Regions from separate parts of the Homo sapiens genome. Here region 2 is linked to region 1. A link is a loop called in an ENCODE intact Hi-C map of the cell type or tissue named here. Cell type or tissue: B cell. All regions are shown on one strand. Links, peaks and the distances in the headings refer to the core of each region. The heading gives the core; the rest is flanking DNA. Region 1 overlaps GMFB (glia maturation factor beta). Region 2 has its middle 18 kb from the start of CDKN3.

The links. Hi-C counts contacts between places; a loop is a spot of excess contacts. Peaks named below come from ENCODE experiments on the same cell type or tissue, not always from the same donor. Only the 100,000 strongest peaks of a DNase experiment are listed, where the experiment ranks them.
Region 2: a loop joins it to region 1, with 3 times the contacts of the local background. A loop is called at or near these places in 14 of 110 quality-filtered maps.

What each region holds. Positions count from the first base shown.
Region 1 is chr14:54,481,653-54,486,048 of GRCh38, forward strand. GMFB (glia maturation factor beta) reads right to left here. Exons shown (of 7, transcript NM_004124.3): 2 at 2,019-2,115; 3 at 501-550. Among named protein-coding and RNA genes, the nearest start is that of GMFB, 5.1 kb to the right of the region's middle. RefSeq lists an enhancer at 1,994-2,073. In B cell, for the core only: no CTCF peak of the experiment used is centred there; a DNase peak (open chromatin) is centred at 1,919; H3K4me3 peaks cover 2,142 bases; H3K27ac peaks cover 4,000 bases.
Region 2 is chr14:54,376,719-54,381,114 of GRCh38, forward strand. No RefSeq gene overlaps it. Among named protein-coding and RNA genes, the nearest start is that of CDKN3, 18 kb to the right of the region's middle. In B cell, for the core only: no CTCF peak of the experiment used is centred there; DNase peaks (open chromatin) are centred at 2,363 and 2,573; H3K27me3 peaks cover 452 bases.

The DNA.
Region 1 (4,396 bases), core at 251-4,250:
TGGTTTCATTCCATTTATTAAGTAAATATGGGGCTGGGAGGCACAGATTCTATGCTTATGTCCCAGCTGTCAGGAAATACTGAATGACATAAGCCAGTATCTTAGCGGAAAGAAACAATGTCTGATTTCAGAAAAAAGAATTGAATTCTTTTTACTCTAGTTACTTAATTTGACAAACCAGATATTTAAATTGTAGGGTTTCAGGTTTTAAGTACTAGTCAAGCAACTTAGAAGCAAGTTACAAAGTTGACTCACTTCTTACTCAGTATATGACCCCAACTTATACCACTTATTACACTGGACTTCACTAATGCTTTTAAACAAGGTAGTTAAATTAGCAATATCACAAACTACACAATTAGCACATGCTTTTATGCATAATGAGCATGTATTTAAAGGAGGTTCAAGATTCGTTTTAGAAGCATATGTAACTAATATAGCATCTTTTGAGAAATAATAATTACTTAACTATAAAATTGTATTTAGTTCATTGAACAAACCTCAAGCTCCTCATCCAGTACCACCAGGCGTTTATCCTTGTCAATCTTCACTAAAATAAAAATCAAGTATGAGTAAGCTGGGATTCTAATGTGACCCTGATCTGCCCAACCCACACAATCTCAGCCTTTTTTTTCGGACATCTAAAATTAAAACATCAAGAAACAGAAGCATATAACTAATTCACAGTTTTAGTTTACGGTTTATTAGCTAGCTTTGCTTTTCAAGCTGTCAGCTTTTAAAAGCTTTTACCCATAATTCCCAGTACCTAATTTGCTTATTTAGAACTTGCTGTTAATTTCTTACATTTCCTGTGTATATGAAAGAACTTTGTAACTCAAATCCAACTTCTAGATAATAAGAAAAAGCCTGAAAGGGTAACTGTAACTGATTGGTCTATATGCAACATGGTCAGAACTGCAAGGGAAAAAGTGCCTGATCGGGGATCAAAATAGAGAAACCTCAAAATTCCTGGCTTCTCCAAGGTCAGGATTTCATGGCACGGTATCATTATTCTAAGAAAGTGAATAACCAAATAGAAGTGATATCTACATTCAAATATATCTAATGTAATCCAAAGCTAAATCAAAATAAGTTTAGATACTCTATGCCTCTATCCTTTCCTGTTAGTCTGGCAAAGTTGACCATGTTTGGTTTTGCACCAATTTGATAGTAAATCTTGTGAGATATAATGTAATCTCAAATAGTTTCAGCTTTTGCAGTAAATGGCACTAACACACATTTTCACTTTTATTTTTTTTTCACTTTTAAGAACCATATGTCGACATTGCAGTATTTATTTATAATGAAATCAGAATTCATGACAAGTTGTCATGACCTCTGATTAAATCACATCTGCCAGATGCATCTCTGTTAAGCATGGTCTCTAGAGTTTTACATTTTCACCCCCTCATCCTTTCCTCATCTTTCTAAATCACTACCTACATATTAAATACTGCCTATGAATACAAGGGAAATCTGCATAATGTCAGATATAGCTCACAGTGGGAGGAGCAATATGCAAATCACTTTTTCCATTTTCAGAAGATAGTGCCAGTGCCACTTAAAAGTACTCTTCCTGAAACCAGAGTTCAAATCTACAACTGGAATAATGCCCAAAGTCACTATGTACACAATGCTGAACTTTGTCATTTTAGGTGTAGGCAAAGGTTTCTATTTGAGGATGAATGGCCAGGCTATTTTTAGTCCCCCAAGAAGGATGGGTTGGATGGGTCACTGCAGATGGGAATCCTCATTACCCAAGGACCAAGACGACCGCCTTCTCCAGAGCTGTACAGGCAGCTGATAAAAGGACTATGGGGGAGGTGGGACAATCCACCTCTGTTCTGTGACATTAGAATTAGCTGTTACTTATTTTTTAAAGTGATCTAAAGGTGGTGGTGGGGAAATGAAACAGAGGAAGTAACATTGCTTTCCAACGGTTCAGTTCATTCAATGTAGCTACAAGATTAAAAACAAATTAAGACCATGTAACTTTGAGGCAATCACTTTTAGCTTACTTATAATAGCAGCGTTGTTCGTTTCTTTGCGAAAACGAAACTTTCTCAGCTTTTCCACTAAATCTTCGGCAACATCACAAACAACCAAAGACTCACTCTATAAAAGAAAAAAAACACACATAAAATGCCATGACTTCAATATATGTACATGTTAAAGTTATGAAACCTAATACCTTTATAATGCATACTGACATTCACAAATGTCAATTAAGTGAAAGCATTAAATACATGAACACTTAAAAGAACTTTAAAATCAACCAACCTTTGGATCTACATTGCTTAATCCTACAAATTTGTTCATCTCATATATGTAAGGTATATTTTAACTTTCTCTTTGGCTAATGAATGTCTCAAAAACCACACACATAATAATGTGCAATGTCATCAGAACTGGAGAGGAAGGGAAGAATATGGGGAAAGTCAAGAATCACTGTCTGCTGTTAGAAAGGGAGTCAAGCATACTATTTTTACACAGTGAAGGAAGAACAAGAAAATAATCTGATTATACTTAGAATTAATAAATTATTTTTTGTCCTCACAATTACAGGGGAAAAAAAATATAAGCAACAAAAGTGTTAAAAACCCCATAAGAGTAAAGACCAATAATATTTTATATTATAATTAAATGATTATAGAGATATAAAAAGGAGCTACTAAGAATGTGCAAAAGAAATAAAAGCAGAGACAAAAAGAAACATTGCGATTGATACCACAGAAATACAAAGAATCATTAGAGACTATTATGAACACTATAACAAAATGGAAAACCTGGAAGCAATGGATAAATTCTTGGACACACACAATCTACCAAGACTCAACCATGAAGAAATAGAAAACCTGAACAAACCAATAATGAGTAATGAGACTGAAACAGTAATAAAGTCTCCCATCAAAGAAAAACTCAGGATCTGAGGGCTTCACTGCTGAATTCTACCAAAGATTTAAAACACCACTTCTACTCAAACTATTCAAAAAAATTGAAGGGGAGAACATACCTCCAAGCTCATTCTACAAGAACAGCATTACCCTGATACCACAACCAGACAAGTATACAACAACAAAAAAAAACTATAGGTCAATATGCTTGATGAACATAGATGCAAAAATCCTTAACAAAATACTAGAAAACCAGATGCAACAACACATTAAAAAGATCATTCACCGTGATCAAGTGGGATTATCCCAGGGATGTAAGAATGGTTCAACATGGGCAAATCAATAAATGTGATACATTACATTAACAGAATAACAAAAATCGTATCATTTCAAGAGATGCTGAAAAAACATTTGATAAAATTCAACATCCTTTCATGATAAAAACCCTCAACAAATTGGGTATAGAAAGAACACACCTCAAAACAATAAAGGCCATATATGACAAACCCACAGCTGACAGCATACTAAATGGGGAAAAACTGAAAGCCTTTACTCTAAGTTCTGGAGTAAAACAAGGATGCCCAATTGTACCACTTTTATTCAACATAGTACTGGGAGTCCTAGCCAGAGCAGTTAGGGAAGAGAAAGAAATAAAAGACATCCAAGTTAGAAAAAAAGAAGTCAAATTATCCTTGTTTATGACAACATGATCTTATATTTAGAAAAAGCTAAAGACTCCATTAAAAAAAAAACTATTAGAACTGATAAATGATTTCAGTAAAGTTTAGGATACAAAATCAACATACAAAAATCAGTAGCATTTATATACAACAACAGGAAACAATCTGAAAAAGAAATCAAGAAAGCAATCTCACTTACAATAGCTATAAAAAATTTAGGAATAAATTTAACCAAAGAAGTGACAGATCTCTACAATGAAAATTATAAAACACAGATGAAAGAAATTGAAGAGAACATACAAAAATGGAAAGATTCCAAGCTCATGGATTACAAGACATAATATTGTTAAAATGTCCATACTAACCCAAAGTGATCTACAGATTCAATGCAATCCCCATCAAAATACCAATGACATTCTTAAAAGCAAGAGAGAAAAGATCCTAAAATTTGTAAGGAGCCACAAAAGACTGTGAATAGCCAAAGCAACCCTCAGCAAAAAGAACAAAGCAGTACTTCAAAATATACTACAAAACAATAGTTACCAAAACAGCATGATCCTGGCATAAAACCACACACACAGGCCAATGAAACAGAATAGAGAACCCAGAAGTAAATCTACACATTTATAGCCAACTCATTTTGGACAATGATGCCAAAAACATACACTGGGGAAAGGACACTCTCTCCAATAAATGGTGCTGGGAAAACCAGATAGCTATATGCAGAATAAAACCAGACCCCGGGCCGGGCACAGTGGCTCACGCCTGTAATCCCAGCACTTTGGGAGGCCGAGGCGGGCGGATCATGAGGTCAGGAGTTCG
Region 2 (4,396 bases), core at 271-4,270, 100 kb before region 1:
AGTTCGAGACCAGCCTAGGCAACAATGGTGAAATCCCATCTCTGCAAGGAAAAAAATACAAAAATTAGCTGGGAGTGGTGGCACGTGCCTATAGGCCCAGCTACTCAGGAGAATAAGGCAGGAGAATCACTTGCACCCAGAAGGCAGAAGTTGCAGTGAGCTGAGATCATGCCACTGCACTCCAGCCTGGGTAACAGAGTAAGAACCCGTCTCCAAAATAATAATAATATTTACCTCATAGTGCTATTGGGAGTGTTAAATTAGTGTATCATTTAGCTACTGCCACAAACCACCCCAAAACACAGTGGCTTAAAACAATTATTCTCACAGATGTAAGGGTCAGCTAAGGATTGACTGAGGGTCAGCTTACCTAAGCTGGACTCAGCTGGACAGCTCTACCTGCCTCAGCTGAGCTCCTCACGTACAGAGAATGCCTAGGGTTATTGGTTGATTTTGACTGAGGTCTGCTGGAGACCCAGCTTTATTTCCTATATGTCATATATTCCTCCTCAGATAAGTGGTCTACATCAATCATGTTTTTCTCATCGTAACAGAAGAGGGAAACAAGGACAAGCTTGACTGGGCAAAAACTTTTTGAACTTTTTGCCACATCATGCTGTGCAGAAAAGAGCATAGCAAGCCTGATACTGCTGTCCTTAGAAAAACCTGCTTGCAAGATTGCCCTTGGCTAGTATCTGGAAACTTGAATTTGTGGAGAGAGAACACTATCTCTGATAAGAAAGCCTCACTGTACCTAAATATTTTGTGCAAACAATACTTTTATCCTGAAGATCTGCTTTCCTTCTGGGAGTCTGAAATTTTAGTACCTGCCAGGCAAAGGTGCCTGCATGATCAGCCCCCACTAGAAACCCTGGTCACCGAGTCTCTAATGAGTTTCCCTGACAGACAACGTTTTGAGATGGGAGAGTTCCCTGACCCCCCTTGCAGATGGCAACAGGGGTGTGGCTTGTCTGTTCGGTCACCACCGCTGCTCAAACCCCTGACAGGAGGGGGAGCACGCAGACGGACAGGTACAGGAGCCCAAGTGGGTGTGTGTTACGGTGCACTCTTTTAGCCTTGCTGTCCATGGATAGCTTAAGAGTTAATCAGCTCAGTAGACCCTCTGCCTTTTTGCAAGGGCAGAGGGCCAATGTGACAGCTTTCTATATCCTGAGATCTTGTCCAGCATCCTGGAAGAACTGGGTCACACACAGACTTGAAGGATGGTGAAAGCAGAGGTTTTATTGAGTGGTGGAGGTGGGCTCTCAGTGGGATGGATGGGGAGCTACAAGGGGGATGAAGTGGGAAGATGATCTTCCCCTGGAGTTTCGCCACCCGGTAGCCGATCTCCTCTCCCACCAACCCCAGTTGAACTCCTCTCGGCATTCAGATGCTCTTTCTTTTCTCTCTGCTGCACCATTCTGCCATCCTTCTGGCTCTCTGATCATCTCCTGGTCTCCTTCTGGAGCTGGGGATTTGGGGTTTATATGGGTACAGGATAGGGGGGCGTGGAGGGCCAAAAGGCAACTTTTGGGTGCAAAAACAGGAATGCCTGTTCCCATTTAGGGCTGTGGGTATTCAGGCTTGAGGATGGGGCCTTTGCCAGGGAACTGCCCTCTTCTACCCAGTATTTCCCTGTCTCCTGTTGGCATCAGTTTCACACGTGTTGTCACAACCCGTTGTTTAGGGAATTAAGCACATCCTGTGTGACTCCCCAGGGAGAGGATGCGTGGATGCTTGAACCTAGTTTCCTCCAGACTTTGTCCCATGCCCCTTTCTTTTTGCTGATTTGCTCAGTATCCTTTCACTCTAACAATTCCTAGCCATGCGTGCAACTGCATACTGAATCCTGACAATCCTAGTGAATCCTCAAATCTGGAAGTAGTCTTAGGGACCTCCCTGACATATATTTCATGTCAAAAGTGGGATTCCCTAGACCAACTCTGACTCAATGAAATATGACAGATGCATTCTTTGGTTAAAGGAAGGATTAAGGGACAGGAGGTGACAAACCCTTAATGGCTGGAAGGTTGTAAAGTTGCCCATGATATTAAACAGCAGCTGGCTGCTGAGTGTTGTGAGTTAAAAGTTACCCATGGAATTTTTAAATAACAGATCCTTCCCCCCAAGAAAGGAGACCCACTCACTGGATCACCTGGCTATTTTCAGTGGCTAAAGTGAGAAGGGAAAATAGTACAGCTTGGGTGATACCTTTGGTTTTCATTTTTTCCTCCAGCTCGGAGGAAAAAAGGACCAAAAATACCCAAAGGTGGGTTTTGGATGAGTTAAAAATATTAACTATTCCAAATGCCAAATCCAGTAACACATCAAAAAGCTTATCCACCACGATCAAGTCAGCTTCACCCCTGGGATGCACGCTTGGTTCAACATATGCAAATCAATAAACGTAATTCATCACATAAACAGAACCAACGACAAAAACCACATGATTATCTCAATAGATGCAGAAAATGCCTTCAATAAAATTCAACACCCCTTTATGCTAAAAACTCAATAAACTATACACTGATAGAATGTATCTGACAATAATAAGAGCTATTTATGACAAACCCACAGCCAATATCACTGGGTGGGTAAAAGTTGGAAGCATTTTCTTTGAAAATCAGCACAAGATAAGGATGTCCCCTCTCTTACCACTCCTATTCAACATAGTATTGGAACTCCTGGCCAGGGCAATCAGGCACAAGAAGGAAATAAATGGTATTCAAATAGGAAGAGAGGAAGTCAAATTGTCTCTGTTTGCAGATGACATGATTGTATATTTAGAAAACCCCATCATCTCAGCCCAAAAACTCCTTAAGCTGATAAGCAACTTCAGCAAAGTCTCAGGATATAAAATCAATGTGCAAAAATCACAAGCATTCCTATACACCAATAATAGACAAACAGAGAGCCAAATCGTGAGTGAATTCCCATTCACAATTACTACTAAGAGAATAAAATACCTAGGAATACAACTTACAAGGGATGTGAAGGACCTCTTCAAGGAGAACTACAAACCACTGCTCAAGGAAATAAGAGAGAACACAAACAAATGGAAAAACATTCCATGCTCATGGATAGGAAAAAATCAATGTCGTGAAAATGGCCATACTGCCCAAAGTCATTTATAGATTCAATGCTATCCCCATCAAGCTACCAGTGACTTTCTTCACAGAATTAGAAAAAACTACTTTAAATTTCATATGAAACCAAAACAGAGCCCACATAGCCAAGACAATCCTAAGCAAAAAGAACAAAGCTGGAGGCATCACACTACCTGATTTCAAACTATACCACAAGACTACAGTAACCAAAACAGCATGGTACTGGTGCCAAAACAGATATATAGACCAATGGAACAGAACAGAGGCCTCAGAAATAACACCATACATCTACAACCATCTGATCTTTGACAAACCTGACAAAAACAAGCAATGGGGAAAGGATTTTCTATTTAATAAATGGTGTTGGGAAAACTAGCTAGTCATATACAGAAAACTGAAAGTGGACCCCTTCCTTAAACCTTATACAAAAATTAACTCAAGATGGATAAAAACTTAAATGTAAAACCTAAAACCATAAAAACCCTACAAGAAAACCTAGGCAATACCATTCAGGACATAGGCATGGGCAAAGGCTTCATGACTAAAACACCAAAAGCAATTCCAACAAAAGCCAAAATTGATAAATGGGATCTAATTAAACTAAAGAGCTTCTGCAAAGCAAAAGAAACTATCATCAGAGTGAACAGGCAACCTACAGAATGGGATAAAATTTTTTGCAATCTATCCATCTGACAAAAGGCTAATATCCAGAATGTACAAAGAACTTAAATTTACAAGAAAAAAACAACTCCATCAAAAAGTGGGCAAAGGATATGAACAAACACTTCTCAAAAGAAGACATTTATGCAGCCAAAAAGTATGAAAAAGGTTCATCATCACTGGTCATTAGGGAAATGCAAATCAAAACCACAATGAGATCTCACGCCAGTTAGAATGGCGATCATTAAAAAATCAGGAAACAGCAGATGCCAGAAAGGATGTGGAGAAATACAAACACTTTTAAGCTGTTGGTGGGAAAGTAAATTAGTTCAACCATTGTGGAAGACAGTGTGGCAATTCCTGAAGGACCAAGAAGCAGAAATACCATTTGACCTAGCAATCCCATTACTGGATATATACCCAAAGGATTATAAATCATTCTACTATAAAGACTCATACAGACGTATGTTTATTGCAGCACTGTTCACAACAGTGAAGACTTGGAACCAACCCAAATGTCCATCAATGATAGACTAGATAAAGAAAATGTGGCACGTATACACCATGGAATACTATGCAGCCATAACAAATGATGTCCTTTGCAGGACATGGATGAAGCTGGAAACCAT